Linked DNA regions of Homo sapiens: region 1 is linked to region 2. Evidence: read pairs that join two places in POLR2A ChIA-PET (ENCODE). Cell type or tissue: Caco-2. All regions are shown on one strand. Links, peaks and the distances in the headings refer to the core of each region. The heading gives the core; the rest is flanking DNA.

Region 1 (10,586 bases), core at 3,624-6,123, 170 kb after region 2:
ACATTCCAAATTGTTAAACACTTCAGTACAAACCAAGATGAACAGAATATCAAGAAAAAAAATACCTATTTATTTTAGGTCCTCCCTTTAGGAAACATATGTCCCTTTTCTTGGAGAGAATTAGGAGACTTTTTGAGAAAACTGAGTTGGCAGGTTACTTTTTGTTGTAGTAACAGAGTTTTGGGGAAGAGGGAAACCAGATGCTAGGATGCATGTCAGGCGCTCCGTGGGCTGCACTGCACCCAACCACCTGGCCCGAGGCTTCAGGACCACGGCAGGCACTGCTTCAACTCCAGTAACCTCAAGTCAGGTGCTGCTAAAATCACGTCAACATTTTATTTTGAAGATTCAAAATTAAACGAGGATGAAAGAAACCAGGAGAAGCCACACACAGCAGCTCTGCCCGGAAGGGGCAGGGAGCTGCCCCTGCACTACCACAGCTACCTGGGGAAAAACCAAGGGGCCAAGACCTACGGCAATGTGGGCTGGCTGAATCTGGTTCAGAAACAGAATGTGACAACTTGTTCTCCTCATCTGAAATTCAGGTTTTGGAAAAATGTTTAAAGACAGGCAAATGAAAAGAACAAACCAGCCAGGCACAGTGGCTCATGCCCATAATCCCAGCACTCGTGAGGCTGAAGTGGGTGCAGTTTGCGCCCAGGAGTTGGAGACTGCATAGTGAGGCCTCGTCTCCACAAAAATAATCATCATCATCAGCCGGATGCAGTGGCTCATGCCCGTAATCCCAGCACTCATGAGGCTGAAGTGGGTGCACCGTTTGAGCCTCGGAGTTCGAGACTGCATAGTGAGGCCTCGTCTCCACAAAAATTATAATAATCATTAGCCAGGCGTGGTGGCGCACGCTTGTAGCCTCAGCAACTCTGAAGGCTGAGGCAGAATTGCTTGGGACCAGGAGACAGAAGCTACAGTAAGCCAAGATCGCACCATTGCAGTCCAGCCTGGGTGACAGTGAGATCCTGTCTCAAAATGAAAAGAACCATAAAAATGGTACATACAGTGGGACCATCACTTAAAACATATTCATAAAAAGATGGGCAGAATCACCAGTAGGTGAGAAGTCCCTCTCTCCTCCTCCAGCCCTATCCAGATCTCCAGGCTTTCCTCATGGAGAACCCAGCTAAGCGGGAAAGACATCTGGGACACCACTGGCCGCAGTGGGGATGGAGGGTGGTGGTCCGCGGGCTCCAGCTGCTCACAAGTTCATAGCCGCTGGCTTCCTCCAATGCTGAGGCTGCTGCAGGGAGACCCTGGTTCCTGCGGCTCGGCCCCAGCCCTGGCTAGGATGGCTGGTGGGCAGGTGGCGTGTGGCGCACAGACCAGAGCTGGGAAGGTCTGAGCTTCATGGGTAACCAAAACCCCAAATGACCCCCACAGGCTGGCAGCCAGTGCCCTACTGCAACAAGACTGTTGGCATCATCTAATGGCTGGGGTGTACATAGGTCCCAAAAAGCCAGCTGCGAAGCACAGGGGAAGAGGTCATAAAACAAGCACGTTCCTACACATGGGGTTTCCCTGGACAATGAAAGAATAAGCTTCTGCCTGTCACCTCGAGCGTCACACATGTGTGGCCCAGGCCTCAGCACAACCACAGCATCTTCCCTCACTCCTGCTCCCAGCCCCTTGCCAAGTGGGTGACAGGGACAAGACAGGACCCTGTACTGCACCAGCGTCGGCAGAAACGCCACCCTCAGGGACCACATCACTCGCCACAGCCAGTGGTGAGGCAGCTGGCCTGTGCCTGTCTTTAAGCTGAAACCCCAGACTCTGAAAACCAAAGAGCAAACTCTAGCCCGGGCAGCCTACAGACTGTCTTAGGTTCACCCTCGATCCTTCCTCATAGGGAGGTCCCAGCAGCCCTGGTCACAGAGAGAAGCAACCGACACAAAGCTGAGCCCTCACTTGTACTGCTTGGAGGACAGCCTCTGCGGTACAGCCTGCCTGCATGTCCAGACGCACTCTCACTGAGACCTGGGGAGCCAGGAAACACTTTTCCTGAAGACAAAGCCCAGGCATCTCTGGGTCAGCACGAAGCCCCCTCTGAGCTGGCCGCGCTCTGCAGCAGGGTGGGACTTACACGCTGCCATCCGCAAGAAACAGGGTGTCTGGGGCAGGACTTACACATTGCTGTCCTCAAGGGACAAGGTGTCTGGGACCGGACTTACACACTGCTGTCCGTGAGGGACTGGGTATCCGGGGCGGGACTTACACGCTGCTGTCCGTGAGGGACAGGGTGTCTGCATCGCTGGACAGGCTCTGCTGCTCGCTGTCGTTGGCACTGGTGGCTGGGGCCAGGGCATAGCCGGCATTGACATAATAGGGGTTGACTGGCTCCCGCCAGGATCCATACCTGCAAACAGGCAAGCAGGGCATGTTAGTGACAGCCTGCCAACAGCCTCTCATTTTATTTCACATTTTCATGTTATCTGAATATCTCAATGTATTAATTAAAAACACAAGCAATTTGGAGAAAATAAGGAGCATGGAGAAAAGACCAACATCTCCACCTGTCCTCTTGTCCCTCTGTCCTTTTCAACGGGGTGCATTAAAGCACCGGGCATCTTTCCAGATCTCTCCTCTGATTTTAGGCGGGGGCTTTGGTGCACACACAGAGCATCCACACGTGATCATTTGGGTTTGTTTTCCGTGCACGGTACTAGAAATGGGACGCAGATGTTCTGCTCATTCTGCAGTGCGCGTCGGGAGAGGACACTGGGTTTTGATCAGGATGAGGCCCTTGGGATTCAGCTCAGACGTCTCTGCACCTGTGCCCAAGTCCAAGCATGGCCACGGGACTGATGTCAGGGCCGGTATGTGACAGTGTGTGTGGGTGGTGCCACCTCCTGTCCCCCTACCTAGAGCAGAGGTTCCTCCCCAGCTCCTGGGACGATTCACCTCCTCTTGTTACTGCAAAATTAGCCAGGAAATGACACCTTTTTTCAATCTGCACTTCCCTGATTAATGGTCAGATTGGCAGTTTAGCGTATTTGTCATTTAAACTTCTTCCTCTTTATCTGTTCATATGGTTTACCATTTTCTATGGGGTGGATTATGAGTTTCTTGGTGATTTACAGAAGTCTTCAAATAGACTTGTTATTAATCTCTGGTTATATACGCAAAAAACATTTTCTCCCTAAATGTCATTTTTCTTTTTAACATTGCTCAGGTTGATTTTGGTCAAACAAAATTTTTCATTTCTATGAAATCAGACAGGCCGGGTGCGGTGGCTCATGCCTTTAATCCCAGCACTTTGGGTGGCCGAGGCAGGCAGATCACGAGGTCAGGAGATCGAGACCATCCTGGCTAACACAGTGAAACCCCGTCTCTACTAAAAATACAAAAAATTAGCTGGGCGTGGTGGCGGGCGCCTGTAGTCCCAGACTACTTCGGAGGCTGAGGCGGGAGAATAGCGTGAACCTGGGAGGCGGAGCTTGCAGTAAGCTGAGATCACGCCACTGCACTCCAGCCTGGGTGACAGAGCAAGACTCTGTCTCAAAAGAAAAAAAAAAAAAAAAAAAAGAACAGCCTGACCAACATGGTGAAACCCCATCTCTAGTAAAAATACAAAAATTAGCTAGGTGTGGTGGCACGCACCTGTAATCCCAGCTACTTGGGAGGCTGAGGCAAGAGAATCGCTTGAACCCGGGAGGCAGAGATTGCAGTAAGCTGAGATCGCAGCACTGCACTCCAGCCTGGGCGACAGAGTAAGACTCTGTCTCAAAAATAAAATAAATAAATCAATCAGATATTCCAATCTTTTCCTTTATTTATTTATTTATTTTCTATTTTGGAAACACAGTCCTTCCTTATTCCAGAATTACACATATATTCTATTTTTCTTTATATGCTCCAGTTTTTTTTAGACCTTCACCTGAAATGTGTGTATACAAAATCTAGGCCAGTCCAGCAGAGCCTAAAGGTAAAAAATAAAATAATAAAAAATAAATAAAATCTAGCTCACTCCTTCACATCAAAATGGAGATACAGCTGTTAGCATTAAATACCAAATAACCCATCTTGTCCTCAATAATTTTAAGCGCCTCTCTCCACCACATCTAACTCCTGTCAAAGGCATGTGCCCCTTCCGGGCGCTCTGCTGTGCTGCCAACCAACTGGCATGTGGACTCTGCAGGGTCCCTAACTGCCAAGCCCCACAGTGTGCCCTGAGGCTGCCCCTTCCTTCTAGCGGCTGCCCCCACTCGGCTTTGCTTTCCCTAGTTTCAGTTACTTGCGTTCAGCCAAGGTCTGAAACTAGGTGCGCACAGAGCGGTAAGACTGCGAGAGAAAGAGACCAGCTTTACAGGGGGTTTATCACAGTGCACCCTGACAGTCGTCAGCCTCACAGGGGGTTTATCACATTGCACCCTGACAGTCGTCAGCCTCACAGGGGGTTTATCACAGTGCACCCTTACAATCATTCCATTTGATTCACAATTTTTTTAGTCTCTACTGTGCCTAACTTGTAAGTTAAATTTGATCAGAGGTGTGTTCCCAGAGGGGAAAACAGTATATACAGGGTTCAGTACTATCGCATTTCAGGCCTCCACCTGGGTCTTGGAATGTGTCCCCCGAGGGGTGATGACTACCTCAGTTGGATCTCCACAGGTCACAGTGACACAAGATAACCAAGACACCTCCCAAGGCTACCACAATGGGCCGCCCTCCACGTGCACATGGCCGGAGGAACTGCCATGTCGGAGGTGCAAGCACACCTGCGCATCAGAGTCCTTGGTGTGGAGGGAGGGACCAGCGCAGCTTCCAGCCATCCACCTGATGAACAGAACCTAGGGAAAGCCCCAGTTCTACTTACACCAGGAAAGGCCCTTTGACAAGATGGGAGGGGGGCAGGCAGCCCAGCACCTTGGACTCTGGTGACATGGGATGCCTGGGGAGATGAGCGAGCACTGCGAGCTGGGGACAGCCTGTGGCGGTGCTGGGCAGGGCCTCGCTGCACGGGGCCATTTCCCCTGGGGCTGTGGCCTCCATGCCCTCTGGAGGGTATCGCATGGGGCCAGAACACACAAGCAGGGCCTTTCATACGAACAGTGCTGGTGACCGTGCTCAGCTGCTCGGGAGGCAGGTGCAGGACCCCATGCCACAATGGAAAACACGGTTCACGATGTCAGGCCCCTGCCAGGGCCGATGTCCACGAGTCCCTCTGACCCACCCACTGTGGCCTGGTCGCTCACTGCAGGCCACAGACAGTCACGGCCAGGTGACGGCAGCCTCAGGCTGACAGCAACCATGGGGCCGCTCTTGGGAAATGGGTTCTCTGGAAACACCGACCACCGGTGGCTGGGCTTTGTAAGTTTGGTTCACTCCTCGTCTCCTCTCTGTACCTGACATAGAGCAGATAAAATGATACCAGCCTGCAGCTTCAGGCTCTTTGCTTTAAGCATCATGCAGTATTTATAAATGACACCATTATTCCTTTGATACTTAAAGCCACAGCTGCTCAGCAGCTACTGATATTATCACTGTAACAACCACTGCAGCCAACCTCAGATCTCAGGTTAAGTACTAAAGTCTCCCTATTACTATGAAGGAACACTGAACTTTGGTAACTTTCTATAAACATCTATTTGGCCAAATAAAAACATTTCAAATGGAAGAGAGAAGGCCACTGCCGCACAGAAGTTTAAGAAGTCTACGTCCACGGCACACGGGTGCATCTGTAGCCCACGGCACTTGGTGCGTCTGTAGCCCACAGCACACGGCGCGTCTGTAGCCCACGGCACATGGCGTGTCTGTCTTGGCACGCACTGGAAGCACGTGCCCTGCCCTCATGCTGCCATGGGGCTCACACCTGTCCCGTCACTTGGGAGCCACATACAGCAGAACGAAGCCTTCTGTGTTCATGTGTCCAATTCCAAATCCTTCTCCCACTCTGACTTCCCAGGTGTGCCTTTCACATTTTTGGAAAACCTGTTTGTCTTTAAAATGAGAAGCAGGAGAAACGCAGGTTTCCCATTTTCCACAAGCTCCAGCACACAGCAAGTTCCACTGCACACAAGCACCAAGGTCAGGCAGCAAAGGGGAGAGAAGCGGGAGAAGGCGGCTGGGAGAAAAGAAAAGGAAGAAGGGCAGCCTGTTTACTATTGATCTTCGTAACAATCCCAGACAACTGCCCTGGCTCTCAGGATCTGCCCTCAGCACTCAGATGGCTCCTGTACCTGAAGACACAGGCGGCCGGGCTTGGCCTTCACTACCAGCAGATGCGACCAAGAACGTTCTGGTCAAAGACACGTCCAAGGGGAGGTCACATGGGAGTTCCAGGATCCCCCCATATAGCTGGGATCCAGTGGCGGGAGGGGCATGTGCTCGCGTGCCTGCCTGTGCGTGCGCCTATGGATGCGTGCTTTGTGTGTGCATGCCCACGTATCCATCTGTGTGCGCGCCCGCATGCCCATGTGTGCACCTGTATGCCCGCCCTTCACGAGCACCTCCACCTACACCTGCACTTCTCAGACAGTGGAGATGCTGACCCCTGGCTGTGTGCGGTGAGAATGCGGCTGGGGCCTTGGTGAGAGCGGCTCTGACCCCTGGCTGTGCAGAGAGAATGCAGCCGGGGCCTTGGTGAGAGTGGCTCTGACCCCTGGCTGTGTGTGGAGAGAATGCGGCCGGGGCCTTGGTGAGAGCGGCTCTGGCTGTGCGGAGAGAATGCGGCCGGAGACTTGGTGAGAGCTGTGCCCAGCCCCCCACGCTGATGACCTCAAACAGGAAAACGTGCACAGCTCTTCTGGAACAGGTGCCAGGACTCAGGCAGAGTCCGGGGACACAGAGGCTGGGAGACCCTGTAGAGCCAGGTAGTGACAGACTCCTCGCAACTCTTCTGTGTGTTCAAAGGCTTTCTTTAGGGTCCGGTGTGGTGGCGCACACCTAGAATCCCAGCGACTTGGGAGGGTAAGGCAGGAGACTCGCTGGAGCCCGGGAGTCTGCAGTAAGATATGATCACGCCACTGTGTTCCAGCCTGTGCTCCAGACTCTGTCTCAAAAACAAAAATGTCGTGGAGAGGAGGCATGAGAAGACACGGTGACTTAGGGAAAAACGTGCCCATCACAGAAGGGAAAGTCCAGTGGAGCGGTGAGGAGGCGCTGATGGCAGAATCAATGCCCAGGAGCTGTGTCATAAACAAACACCTGTGGGGTTTGACAGCTACAAGGACCCTATTAGCTTCAAGGCAACAGGAAATGAGAAGCCATGAGGCGGCCAGTGCACTCTAGGCTGGCCTAGGAGGCCCAAATGTCAGGGCCACACAGAAGGTCTCCCCTGCCCAGGTGTTCATGGATGGTGGAGAAAGGTGCTCCTCCTGCCCCAGGAAGGCACCTCTCTGGGACTCCCGCGGCTGCTCCCACATCCAGCATGGCCACGGCACCGGCTCTCTGGTCACTGTGGTACTTTCATCTTCCGTCTTTTCACATTTAACCATTCTATATTCTTCTACTTGTGTAAGCAGCCTGCCTTTTAAAAAGGTAGCATAACAATTTTTCCTTTTAATGAGGCTGTCTGGTCCGGTTACATTTAGTGTGATGTGGAGGGAGCTGGGCCACCGTCGGATCGGGTTGGTTTATCACATCTGCTCTACTTCCTTTTGCTCTTTCTTGCCTTCTTTGGGGTATTTTTTGCTTTCCATTTCCTCCCTCTGAAAAAGTAAATGTTGTACAGTTCTTTCATTGGTTCCTGTGCCTGGACATGTCTCAATCCCACACATCACACCTGCCTCTTCCCAGGCCGCATGAGAACCTCAGAACCGACAGCCCCCCACACACTCACAAGCAACGCATTTCCTGCACTGACATTTTCTTTTTTATTCCCTGGACTCCCACCTTAGCTTCCCAGGTAGGTGGGACAACAGGCGCACACTACCACTCCTGGCTACTTTTTCATTTTTTATATAGATGAGGTCTCACTATGTCACCCAGGCTGGTCTTGAACTCTTGGGCTCAAGTCATCTGCCCACCTCGGTGTCCGAATGTGCTGGGATTACAGGCATGAGCCATCATGCCTGGCCACAAATCAGATCATTTTAATTACTGAACTGCAAAGGGGTAAATGCTTTAAAAGGATTCCAGCAAGGTAAGATGACAACACCAATAATGCAACATAGGGGCGGATAAAATCTAAACAGAAAAGTTACACAAAATTATGATGCTTCGCTGTGATGGTTTCATGGAGAAATTTAGAAACAGGTCAAGCTTCACAGCATCCCTCCACATCCCTTAACACACACGTGCAAATTTGAGAGAGTTCCAGCTTTCCTCATCAATTACCTTTAAAATTACTAAGTACACTCAAGAATATAAAAATTAAAAACAAATATATATGTATATATGTAAATGTATATATGTGTGTATATATGTATATATGCATACGTATATGCGTGTGTGTGTATATATATATATATATATATTTTTTTTTTTTTTGAGACGGAGCCTCGCTCTTTCGCCCAGACTGGAGTGCAGTGGCGCGATCTCGGCTCACTACAACCTCCGCCTCCTGGGTTCAATCGATTCTCCTGCCTCAGCCTCCCGAGTAGCTGGGACTCCAGGCACACGTCACCACGCCCGGCTAATTTTTGTATTTTTAGTAGAGACAAGGTTTCGCCGTGTTGGTCAGGCTGGTCTCGAACGCCTGACCTTGTGATCTGCCCGCCTCGGCCTCCCAAAGTGCTGGGATTACAGGCTTAAGCCACTGCGCCTGCCCACAAAAAATGTTTCATGCCAAAAGACCACCTGGTGTGACGGATGCCACCCAGAACATGGGAAGAGGAGGCTGGAGGTAGATCTGGCCCTGGGAATCACCCGAAACCACTGCTACAGGCCCTCCTGCCTCCTGCTACCCACGCTCTGGGATGCTCTGGGCCCGCTGCTCTCTGTGCCTTCCATACCCAGGCAGGAGCCGCCACCCTCCCTGGTAGTAAGGCACCACATTTCCATACCCAGGCAGGAGCCGCCACCCTCCCTGGTAGTAAGGCACCACATGGCACCTGCTGGTGACAACCACTATGGGGAAACAGCAAACAGCAGCCCCAGGAGAGCTCTGCATAGCACGTGCCCCACCCCGCCAAGACTTCTGTGTTGTTAAAAGTAAGTTCTGATGGTTTTGCTTAAGCAGCACAGGTCAGTACACCACGTAAAATAATTATAGCCATTTTGAAAGGCAAATCGCCTTTTTCTCCAACCACAGAGCTCCTCAACTCACGACAAGGCTGTGTCCTGATAAACCTCTCATAGCTGGGAATACGAGGTAGAAGGTGGATTCCAACCCACGAAGGGTTAAACCCTCTCACAGCTGGGAATATGAGGTAGGTGGATTCCAACCCACGAAGGGTTAAACCCTCTCATAGCTGGGAATATGAGGTAGAAGGCGGATGCCAACCCACGAAGGGTTAAACCCTCTCATAGCTGGGAATATGAGGTAGAAGGTGGATTCCAACCCACGAAGGGTTAAACCCTCTCATAGCTGGGAATATGAGGTGGAAAGTGGATTCCAACCTCAAAGTGTTATCCAGACACAGCCTTGCCCTTCGTTGACGGGCACCCTGAATGCTTCAGGCTGGTTGTAAAGTTGAAAAGGCCTAAGTGGAGCCATCCTAAGTTAGAGACCAGCTGTATTCTGAAAGACAGAGGCTGGAATTAGTAAAATGGCTGGAAACACACATCTGTGAGCCCTGGATGATAAGCCAGGAATGAGCCAATGAAAGCCCAATTCCAAGTGAGCTGGACATGAAGACGGAGGTGGCCGCACAGACCCAAAGATGCACGACCTTCTGAGAAGCACAGAGAGCCCCGTCTTGTGGCCAGGGAAACCCAGGCAGCGCATGCCGCAGGCGTGAGGCTGGGTGCTTCTCCCAGGCCTGGCTCAGGGCAGGGTGGCTGCAAACAGTGGTGCACACCCCAGGCTCCAGGAGGAGGTGACCGAGGGGCAGCTGGGGAACATGGCGCACACCCCAGGCTCCAGGGATGGCCCTGCTGGTAGTGCGGTCTAACGGGAGGCAATAACTCATGACTGAGTATGTCTCCCCTCAACCCATCACCCTGTACCTGCCCGCAGTGGAGTGTGCACCTGTGCTCAGGTATGGGGACAGATGTGCTCCTACGGCTGTGTTTCCTCTGCACAGGTGTGGGAGGCCTGTGCAGGAGCTGAGTTAGCATGGCAGGTGCTGGTGCTGACCTGTGCCTCACCTGGGCACAGAGGCAGAATCCCCTGGGCTGCACATCCTCCTCTCCAAAGCAAGTGGGACCTGGCTGTCCGCGAGGCAAAGAGTCCATGCAGACTCGGGTGTGCGTCTGCCCCTCAATACCCCATCCATGTGTCTCCAGCCACCTGAGTCCCACAGAGCCACTGAGGATGGTGGGTGAATCCTACACACAGAATCGCTGGCTCCCGGGGACCCTCTTCATTTTCTGGAGCTGTGGGCGGTGGACGGATGAGTGCATCCTTTAGAGCCCAGACACTGGCAGACACAAAAGCCTGGCAAGAAGCAACACAGGCAGAAAAGGCCTCTGAGGATGGCGGGCAGTGGCCTGGGGGAAGAGGTGAGCCATGGCCTGCAGCTGCGTCCCAG
Region 2 (9,054 bases), core at 1,927-4,426:
AAGTTACATATCTGATAAGGGAATTGTATCTAGAATGGAGGAAACTTACAACTCAACAATAAAAAGACAATTGAAAAATGCACAAAGGATATGAATATTTTTCCAGTGCATTATGCAAATGGCCAATAAGCACCAGAAGATGCTCAGCTCAACTGGTAGAGGCTTACGCCTGTGACCCCAGCGCTGAGAGGCCAGGAACTCCAGACCAGCCTGGGCAAAACAGAAATTAAAAATGCTCAACATTATTAGGCATTAGGGAGATGCAAATCAAAACTACAAATAGATGCCACATCACACCTCCTACGATGGCTGTAATCAAAAAGACAAGCGTCAGCAGGGGTGTGGAGAAACGGGAATCTCTCTCCTGCTGGTGGGAATGTAAGAGGCTACACTCGCTATGGAAAACAGGCTGGCAGTTCCTGAAAGGTTAGAGTTAACACAACACTCGGCAAATCCCCCTTTTAGATATATAGCCAAGAGAAATGAAAGCATATGTCCACACAAAAACATGTGTGTTCTTAGTAATATTATTCATAATAGCCCAAAGTGGAAGCAATCCTAGGGTATATCAATTGATGAATGGGTGAATATGGTATAGTTTGTTTAAGGGAATACTATTCAGCCATAAAAAGGAATGAAGTACGGCACATGAATCCATCTTGAAGACACACTAATATATGATTCCATTTATATAAGATGCCCAGAATAGGCAAATCCATAGAGACAGAATGATTAGTGGCTGCCTAGGGCTTCCAGGGGGTCAGGGGAAATATGGAGCGATTCATGGGTTTTTTGAAGGGGAGTGATGAAAATGTTCTAACGTTGACTGTGGTAATGGTTGGACAGCTCTGAGAACGCGAATACACTAAAAGACATGGAAGTGCCGGGCGCAGTGGCTCATGCCTGTAATCCCAGCGCTTTGGGAGGCCAAGGCAGGCGGATCGCGAGGTCAGGAGATCGAGACCATCCTGGCTAAGACAGTGAAACCCCGTGTCTACTAAAAATACAAAAAATTAGCTGGACATGGTGCGGGCGCCTGTAGTCCCAGATACTCAGGAGGCTGAGGCAGGAGAATGGTGTGAACCCGGGAGGCGGAGCTTGCAGTGAGCCAAGATCGCACCATTGCACTCCAGCCTGGGCGACAGAGCGAGACTCCATCTCAAAAACAAAAAAAAGATATGGAAGTGTACACTTGAAGTGGATAAGCTTTATGGTATGCAAATTGGTATGGTATGGTAAATTATATCTCAATGAAGTTGTTTTTTAAAAAATCACCCCACCTACCCTATCCCAGGCTTCCCCAGGAGGTAACTAAAGGTAATGAGCTTCTTTGGCTGCTTCCAGAACTTTCCCAAGCACATCAAATGCATCAGAACCTAACCACTTGACTGAGGGATGAGCATTTTCACTGTTGCAAGTAACCCTCTTGCACCAACACTGACACTAATGTGTATTTTGCAGAACAAATTTGTGGATTGGCCTCACCAGGGTGAAGGGTACGTGCATTTGAAATGGCTCAACAGTACCAACAGGTGCGTTTTCTTGCACAGGGCTGCATAACATTTTTTTTTTTTTTTTGAGACAGAGTCTCGCTCTATCACCCAGGCTGGAGGGCAGTGGCACAATCTCAGTTCACTGCAAGCTCCACCTACCAGGTTCACATCATTCTCCTGCCTCAGCCTCCCAAGTAGCTGGGACTACAGGTGCCCGCCACCACACCAGGCTAATTTTTTTTTTTTTTTTGAGATGGAGTCTTGCTCTGTCGCCCAGGCTGGAGTGCAGTGGCACGATCTCAGCTCACTGCAAGCTCCACCTCCCAGGTTCACACCATTCTCCTGCCTCAGCCTCCCCAGTAGCTGAGACTACAGGCGCCCGCCACCACGTCCGGCTAATTTTTTTGTATTTTTAGTAGAGACGGGGTTTCACCGCGTTAGCCAGGATGGTCTCGATCTCCTGACCTCTTGATCCACCCGCCTCGGCCTCTCAAAGTGCTGGGATTACAGGCGTGAGCCACCGTGCCCGGCCTGCATAACATTTTTTTTTTTCCTGAAATTCCCAGAAAGGAAAATGGTGTCTTGTTCTATGTTGCATTTCTTTGATTGAGAGGGAGAGCTGCATCACTTAATTATTTGCAGAGAATTGCTTTTCTTGTTTTCTTTACAGGTGGTCTGTTCTTGGATGGTCTGGCTGTGTTCTTTCTGAGGAATACATAACCTCTGCTACACATTTTGCAAGGCTTTATCCCCGTTGTCCATGTTTTGATTTTATGTATAATCAAAAGGTTTGTGAGTTCTCCCGCACTTCCCAGGAGTGCCTCTGGGATGGAAATGAGACTGCAGGAGCAGGGCTTGAGGCTGGAGGGGTGAGATGGGACAGATGGGGGTGGGGGAACCCAGGGCAGTGGCCGGTGGTGGTAATGGAGGCCTCCTCACAGGGACCCTCACAGCGACCATGCGAATGGAGCAGGACTGTGACTCAGGTCTCGCTCTTCTGACCTAATCGTGCTGCTGCCCCAATGGGCAGAACCTTGGGGCTCCAGACTGGACATCTCTGGGCTCAAAGGATCCCACTGTTCCCCCGGTTACCCTCTCAGGGTTGGCCTCCTGCCAGTAACCCTGGCACTCATTGTTCATTCTTCTGACTATCGTCAGTCATAATGAGAGCTCGAACTGGTGAAAGTGCAGGGAGCTCACCATGACCCCAGCCCACAGAGGTCCTGGGTGCGTCCCTGCCCTCGAAGCAGCACTCTGGATCCCAGCGCCACCCTCATGTCCATGTTTGCACCTCATTGGCTGTGACAGAAATGAGACATCATTGTCACACGCTGGCCTGAGGGTCAGTGGGCCTTGCTTTGGACCTCAGTTTCCCCACCAGTAACAGGGTTCAGAGCAGATGGTCCCTGAGTGAGTCCCAGCTCTAAGTTCTCCCAGGGTCTCCTGGACAATGAAGCACCAGGGCCAACCTCCATTTGCTACAGGGGACATCCTCAGGCTCTTCTCTGCTAAGACCCCACACCTCCAAGTCTCCTCATTTTACCTTTAAATAGCTGTTTCATGACCTGCTTTTTTGACGGTAAGTAGATTTTTGGAAACTGAAACCCCTGACCCTTCCTCCCAGCCTGGGCCTGCCCTTGGCAGGATAGGAGGCCTTATCGGTCCTGCCACTTGGTCTGGGCCTCAAAGGGCCACCGCCATCTGCAGGAGGGCCGGGTGGGGTTCACAGACGCTATCTGGGACTTGCCTGGACACCTCCACCTTCTCAGCTGAGTGTTGCTGCCCCACCAGGGAGAACCACTCACACACAGTAGTAATAGAAATAATTTAAAATTCATGCTGCAAGTTCCTGAGCGCCCTCCCAACACTGAGGTGGGGGCTAGTCTAATCCCCATCCTAGAGGTGAAAACAGTGAAACTAGGACTCACAAGGCAAATTAGCCTGTTCAGGGTCACCGAGGGTCCACTCTCATGGGAGAGTTTGCAGATGCCCAATCCGGCATTCTGCTGAGTGTCCAGTGGCTTGTAAGTGGCCAGACACCCTTTGAGCTCAGCCTCAGCTGCTCAGGCACAGAACGTGCCTGGAGCTTGGAATTCAGGCCAGAAACCACCAGTGGACACCAGCATTCCACACTCACTGCACAGGCTGGGGCTCAAACCAAGGCCCAGGGACAGGAAGGGACAAGCCCCAGCCCCAGCCGGACTCCCAGCCCACACAAACCATCAGGGCTTGTTTCCTGCTCCATGGAAGCCTCAGACATGTTTCATAACCTCCTGGAGCCTCCGTTTCCTTATCTTTCCAATGTAATGATGCCCATGTGCAGTGGCTCACGCCTGTAATCCCAAGCACTTTAGGAGGCCGAGGTGGGTGGATCACTGGAGCTCAGGAGTTTGAGGCCAGCCTGGGCAACATGGCAAAACGCCATCTCTACTAAAAACACAAATATTACCCAGGCATAGTGGCACATGCCTATAGTCCCAGCTACTCAGGAGGCTGAGGTGGGAGGATCACCTGAGCTTGGGAAGTTGAGCCTGCAGTGAGCCAAGATTGTCACACTGCACTCTAGCCTGGAGGACAGAGTAAGAAGACCCTGTAACAAAACAAAACATAACAAAACAAACAAACAAAAAACCCAACTAATGACAATAAAATAAACCCTCCCTCACAGGGTGGTTGTGAGGATAAAGCACCCAGAATGAAGAGTGTTGCTGCCATGTGCAGAACTTAGAAAGTGCTCAACAGATGCCAGCCAAACAGACATGGACTCCCCTCAACACAGTCAACCCAAGGTTGACTGTCACCAAACGCAAAAGACCACACTGTAAAGCTTTTAGAAATGTGGTCTAGTGGCCGGGCACTGTGGCTCATGCCTGTAATCTCAGCACTTTGGAAGGCTGAGGCGGGCGGATCACAGGGTCAGGAGTTCGAGACCAGCCTGACCACCTGACCAACGTGGTAAAACCCCGTCTCTACTAAAGATTCAAAAAATTAGCCGGGTGTAGTGCTACGTGCCTGTAATCCCAGCTGCTCGGGAGGCTGAGGCAGGAGAATCGCTTGAACCCAGGAGGCGGAGGTACAGTGAGCTGAGATCGCGCCATTGCACTCCAGCCTGGGAGACAGAGAGAGACTCCGTCTCAAAAAAAAAAAAAAAAAAAAAGTTAGCCGGGTGGTAGTGGCATGTACCTGTAATCCCAGCTACTTGGGAGGCTGAGGTAGGAGAATCGCTTGAGCCTGGGAGGTAGAGGGTTGCGGTGAGCCAAGATGGCGCCACTGCACTCCAATCTGGGCGAGACACTGAGACCCTGTCTCAAAAAAAAAAAAAAAATGTGGTCTAGGAGACTCTCTTCACTTTGAGATAAAATTTGCATCACGTAAAGATAACCATTTTAACGAGAGCAAGTCAACGGCATTCAGCACATTCAGAGTGTTGTGCAACAACCACTTCTCCCTGGTTCCAGGACATTTTCATCGCCTCAGATGGAAACGCCCTCCTCACGGAGGCATCTCTCCCGGCCTTTGTCCTCCCCGGCCCTGACAACCACTAATCTACTTTCTGCTGGGATTTGCCCATTCTGGATGTTTCCTAAAAATGGCTTATCTAAGCCCCACAGTTTCATGCAGCACGTAGCCTCTGGTGTGTGACGTCCTTCACTTGGTGTAATGGTTCGAGGCTTGTCCATGTCGTAGCCTGGGTCAGAACTTCATTTTCATGGCTGAATAATATCTCACGGTGTGGAAATATCACAGTTTGCTTATCTGTTCATCCAGTGATGGACATTTGGGTTGTTTCTACCTTTTGGCTATTGGGAATGGAAGGGATAACATTTTTTAATTGGATTTTTAAAGTCACTAGTTTGACTGCATTAAAATTACAAACTTTTGTTTAACGAGAATATCACTAAGATACAGAGTTGGGGAGATCTAACACATAAAAGTGACAAAGGAATTATATCCAGAATATTTTTGAAATTTCTACAAATCAGTGACTGGCAACACAGTGGGAAAGTGGCCAAGACTAAAATACTTTAATAAAGAGGAAACCGAAATGGCCAGTAAATATGGGCTCAACCTCACTAATTATCAGGAAAATGTAAATTAAGACCACAAGAGAAACCACTACACACTCACCAAAAATCACACACCCAATAAAAAGGTAATTTTTTTTTTTTTTTGAGATGAAGTCTCACTCTATTGCCCAGGCTGGAGTACAATGGCGCGATCTTGGCTCACTGCAACCTCCGCCTCCTGGGTTCAAGCGATTCTCCTGCCTCAGCCTCCTGAGTACCTGGGATTACAGGCGCACACCACCACACCCAGCTAATTTTGCATTTTTAAGTAGAGACGGGGTTTCACCATGTGGGCAAGGCTAGTCTCGAACTCCTGACCTCGTGATCTGCCCGCCTTGGCCTCCCAAAGTGCTGAGATTACAGGCATCAGCCACTGTGCCCGGCCTAAAAAAGGCTAAAATTTAAGAAGACCAGGAGTTTGACTGCTATGGTTGGAATGTTTGTCTCCTCTAAAACTCTTGTTGAAACTTAATCCCCAGTGTGGCAGCGTTGAGAGGTGGGGCCTTTGGGGTAAGGAGGTTGGATCATGAGGGTCCTCCCCCAAGGAATGGATTAATGAGTTGTCATGGGAGTGTGGCTGGTGGCTTTATAAGAAGAGAGACCTGGCCGGGCACGGTGGCTGACACCTGTAATCCCAGCACTTTGTGAGGCCGAGATGGGCGGATCACAAGGTCAGGGGATCGAGACCATCCTGGCTAACACAGTGAAACCCTGTCTCTACTAAAAAAAAAATGCAAAAAAATTAGCCGGGCGTGGTGGCGGGCACCTGTAGTCCCAGCTACTAGGAAGGCTGAGGCAGGAGAATGGCGTGAACCTGGGAGGCGGAGCTTGCAGTGAGCCGAGATCGCGCCACTGCCCTCCAGCCTGGGCGACAGAGCAAGACTCTGTCTCAAAAAAAAAAAGAAGAGAGATCTGAGGTGGCACACAAGCATGCTCAGCCCACACGACCTGCGATTAATACTCTGTGCCACTTTGGGACTCTGCACGAGTCCCCACTGGGCTCGAAACTTCTCAGCCTCCGTAACTATAGGAAATAAATTCCTTTTAAAATAAATTCCACAGTCTCAGGTATTCTATTATAAGCAACAGAAAATGGAGTACTACACCGATCATATCAAATGTTTAGAAGGATTTGGAGCAAGGAGAATGCTCGCACACCACTAGGGAAAACATAAGTTGGTTAACCACTGTGAAAAAGTTTGGCATTCTTTACTAAAGTTGAAAATCTATATGCCCTATGACCCAGCAACTTTACTCCTAGGTATGTATGTACAAAATAGAATTTCAGGCATGTGGGTACCAGGTGACATGTAAAGGAATGTTTATTGCAGCATTATTCATAATAGCCAAGAACTAAACAACACAAAGTTCCAGCCCCAGTACAATGAATAAACTGTGGTATATTCCTACAAGGAAATATTAATAGATACAGCAATGAAAATGAACACATATAACATGGCTGGTAAATCTGACATGAGAGAGTGAAAGAAGATGGACATTCAGTGTGCAGACAGTTGGATTAAAAATATTTTTTTAAAGGCCAGGCTTGGTGGCTCACATCTATAATCCTAGCACTTACAGAGGCCAAGGCGGGCAGATCACCTGAGGTCAGGAGTTCAGGACCAGCCTGGCTAACACAGTGAAACCCCATCTCTACTAGAAAATACAAAAATTAGCCAGGTGTGGTGGTGCATGCCTGTAGTCCCAACTACTCGGGAGGCTGAGGCAGGAGAATCACTTGAACCTAGGAGGCGGAGGTTGCAGTGAGCCAAGATCGCATCACTGTACTCCATCCTGGGTGACAGAGCAAGACTGCGTCTCGAAAATAAATAGATAAATAAATAAATAACCAACAGGCCGGGAGCAGTGGCTCATGCCTGTAATCCCAGCACTTTGGGAGGCTGAGGTGGGCAGATCACGAGGTCAGGAGATCAAGACCATCCTGGCTAACACAGTGAAACCCTGTCTCTACTGAAAATACAAAAAAATTAGCCGGGCATGGTGGCGGGCGCCTGTAGTCCCAGCTACTCAGGAGGCTGAGGCAGGAGAATGGCATGAACCCGGGAGGTGGAGCTTGCAGTGAGCCGAGATCATGCCACTGCACTCCAGCCTGAGCGACAGAGCGAGACTCCATCTCAAAAAAATAATAATTAAAAATAAATAAATTAAATAAATAAATAACAGATTGCATAAAGTGGCTCATGCCTGTAATCCAAGCACTTTGGGAGGCCAAGGCAGAAGGATCACTTGAGCCCAGGAGTTCAGGACAAGCCTGAGCAACATGGTGAAACCCCACCTCTACAAAAAAAAAAAAAAAATTAGCTGGGCATGGTGGCATGTGCCTGTGATCCCAGCTACTTGGGAGGCTGAGGCAGGAGGATCACTTAAGCCTGGGAGGTCGAGGCTGCAATGAGCTATGATCGTACCACTGCACTCCAGCCTGGGCAATAGAGCAAGACCCTGTCTCAAAACAAATAAACAAAAGCCAGACAGACACAAATGAGAGCATTCTGTATCGTTTCATTTCTATGAAGGTGAAAAGCAGGCAAAAACAACCAAAGTGCTTGCAGATGCATATCTGAGTAGTTAAAAACTTACTGAAAAGCAGGCCTGGCTCACGCCTTTAATCCCAGCACTTTGGGAAGCGGGCGGATCACGAGGTCAGGAGATCGAGACCATCCTGGCTAACACGGTGAAACCCCGTCTCTACTAAAAATATAAAAAATTAGCCAGGTATGGTGGCTAGTGCCTGTGGTCCCAGCTACTCGAGAGGCTGAGGCAGGAGAATGGCATGAATCCGGGAGGTGGAGCTTGCAGTGAGCTAAGATCGTGCAACTGCACTCCAGCCTGGGCAGCAGAGCGAGACTCCCTCTCAAAAAAAAAAAAACTTACTGAAAAGCAAGAAGTCAGGTGGAGGTTACCTTTGGGGAGGATTGGGGTGCTGTCCGCTTTCTAATAATTCGTTAAACTATAGTCTACATCTTGTGCTATATTTCACAATGGAAAAACAGAAAAGAGCTCCTGCCCATAACGCTGCTTTGCAGGTTTGGAAATTTCAGATTCAATTCCTCTCCTTGCGGGGGCCAAGGATGGGAAGAGCAGGTGGTTCCAGTAGGGAAAGAGGAGGCCCTGGGGCCTCAAAATGGCTAAGGACCATTCCTCAGCGTGGGTGGCACCTACCCTGGAAACAGGACTCTACTTCCTCCTCTGTTAGGGGGCAGAGCAGCCCTGCAGTGCCTTCTGGGCACAGGTCCTCACTCTGCAGCTGGAGGAATTCTCCCAGGCACTGAGAGCCCTTCACGGCCCAAATGCCCCGTGCGCTCGGCCTCTGGACTTGCCTTCCCTGCTCTGTATATCTCCCTCCGCCTGACCCTCAGCCTCCTCCATCACTCACTGTCTTCTCTGCCAGTCTATTCATCTGTCTCTGTCCCTCTCTCTGCCACCTTCTCTCCTATTGAGAAGCCGAAACCTCAGGCACAGACCCACATCCCCTC

What was found. ChIA-PET counts read pairs that join two places held together with the same protein. Peaks named below come from ENCODE experiments on the same cell type or tissue, not always from the same donor. Only the 100,000 strongest peaks of a DNase experiment are listed, where the experiment ranks them.
Region 1: POLR2A ChIA-PET joins it to region 2 with 10 read pairs; 6 of 35 experiments call an interaction of 5 or more read pairs at or near these places.

Annotation. Positions count from the first base shown.
Region 1 is chr16:312,316-322,901 of GRCh38, forward strand. It overlaps AXIN1 (axin 1), which reads right to left. Exons shown (of 11, transcript NM_003502.4): 3 at 2,228-2,368. Among named protein-coding and RNA genes, the nearest start is that of PDIA2, 34 kb to the left of the region's middle. RefSeq lists enhancers at 4,430-5,183, 5,184-5,935, 5,936-6,689. In Caco-2, for the core only: no CTCF peak of the experiment used is centred there; a DNase peak (open chromatin) is centred at 4,693.
Region 2 is chr16:140,018-149,071 of GRCh38, forward strand. No RefSeq gene overlaps it. Among named protein-coding and RNA genes, the nearest start is that of NPRL3, 5.9 kb to the left of the region's middle. RefSeq lists cis regulatory regions at 2,938-3,456, 4,840-5,236. In Caco-2, for the core only: no CTCF peak of the experiment used is centred there; no DNase peak of the experiment used is centred there.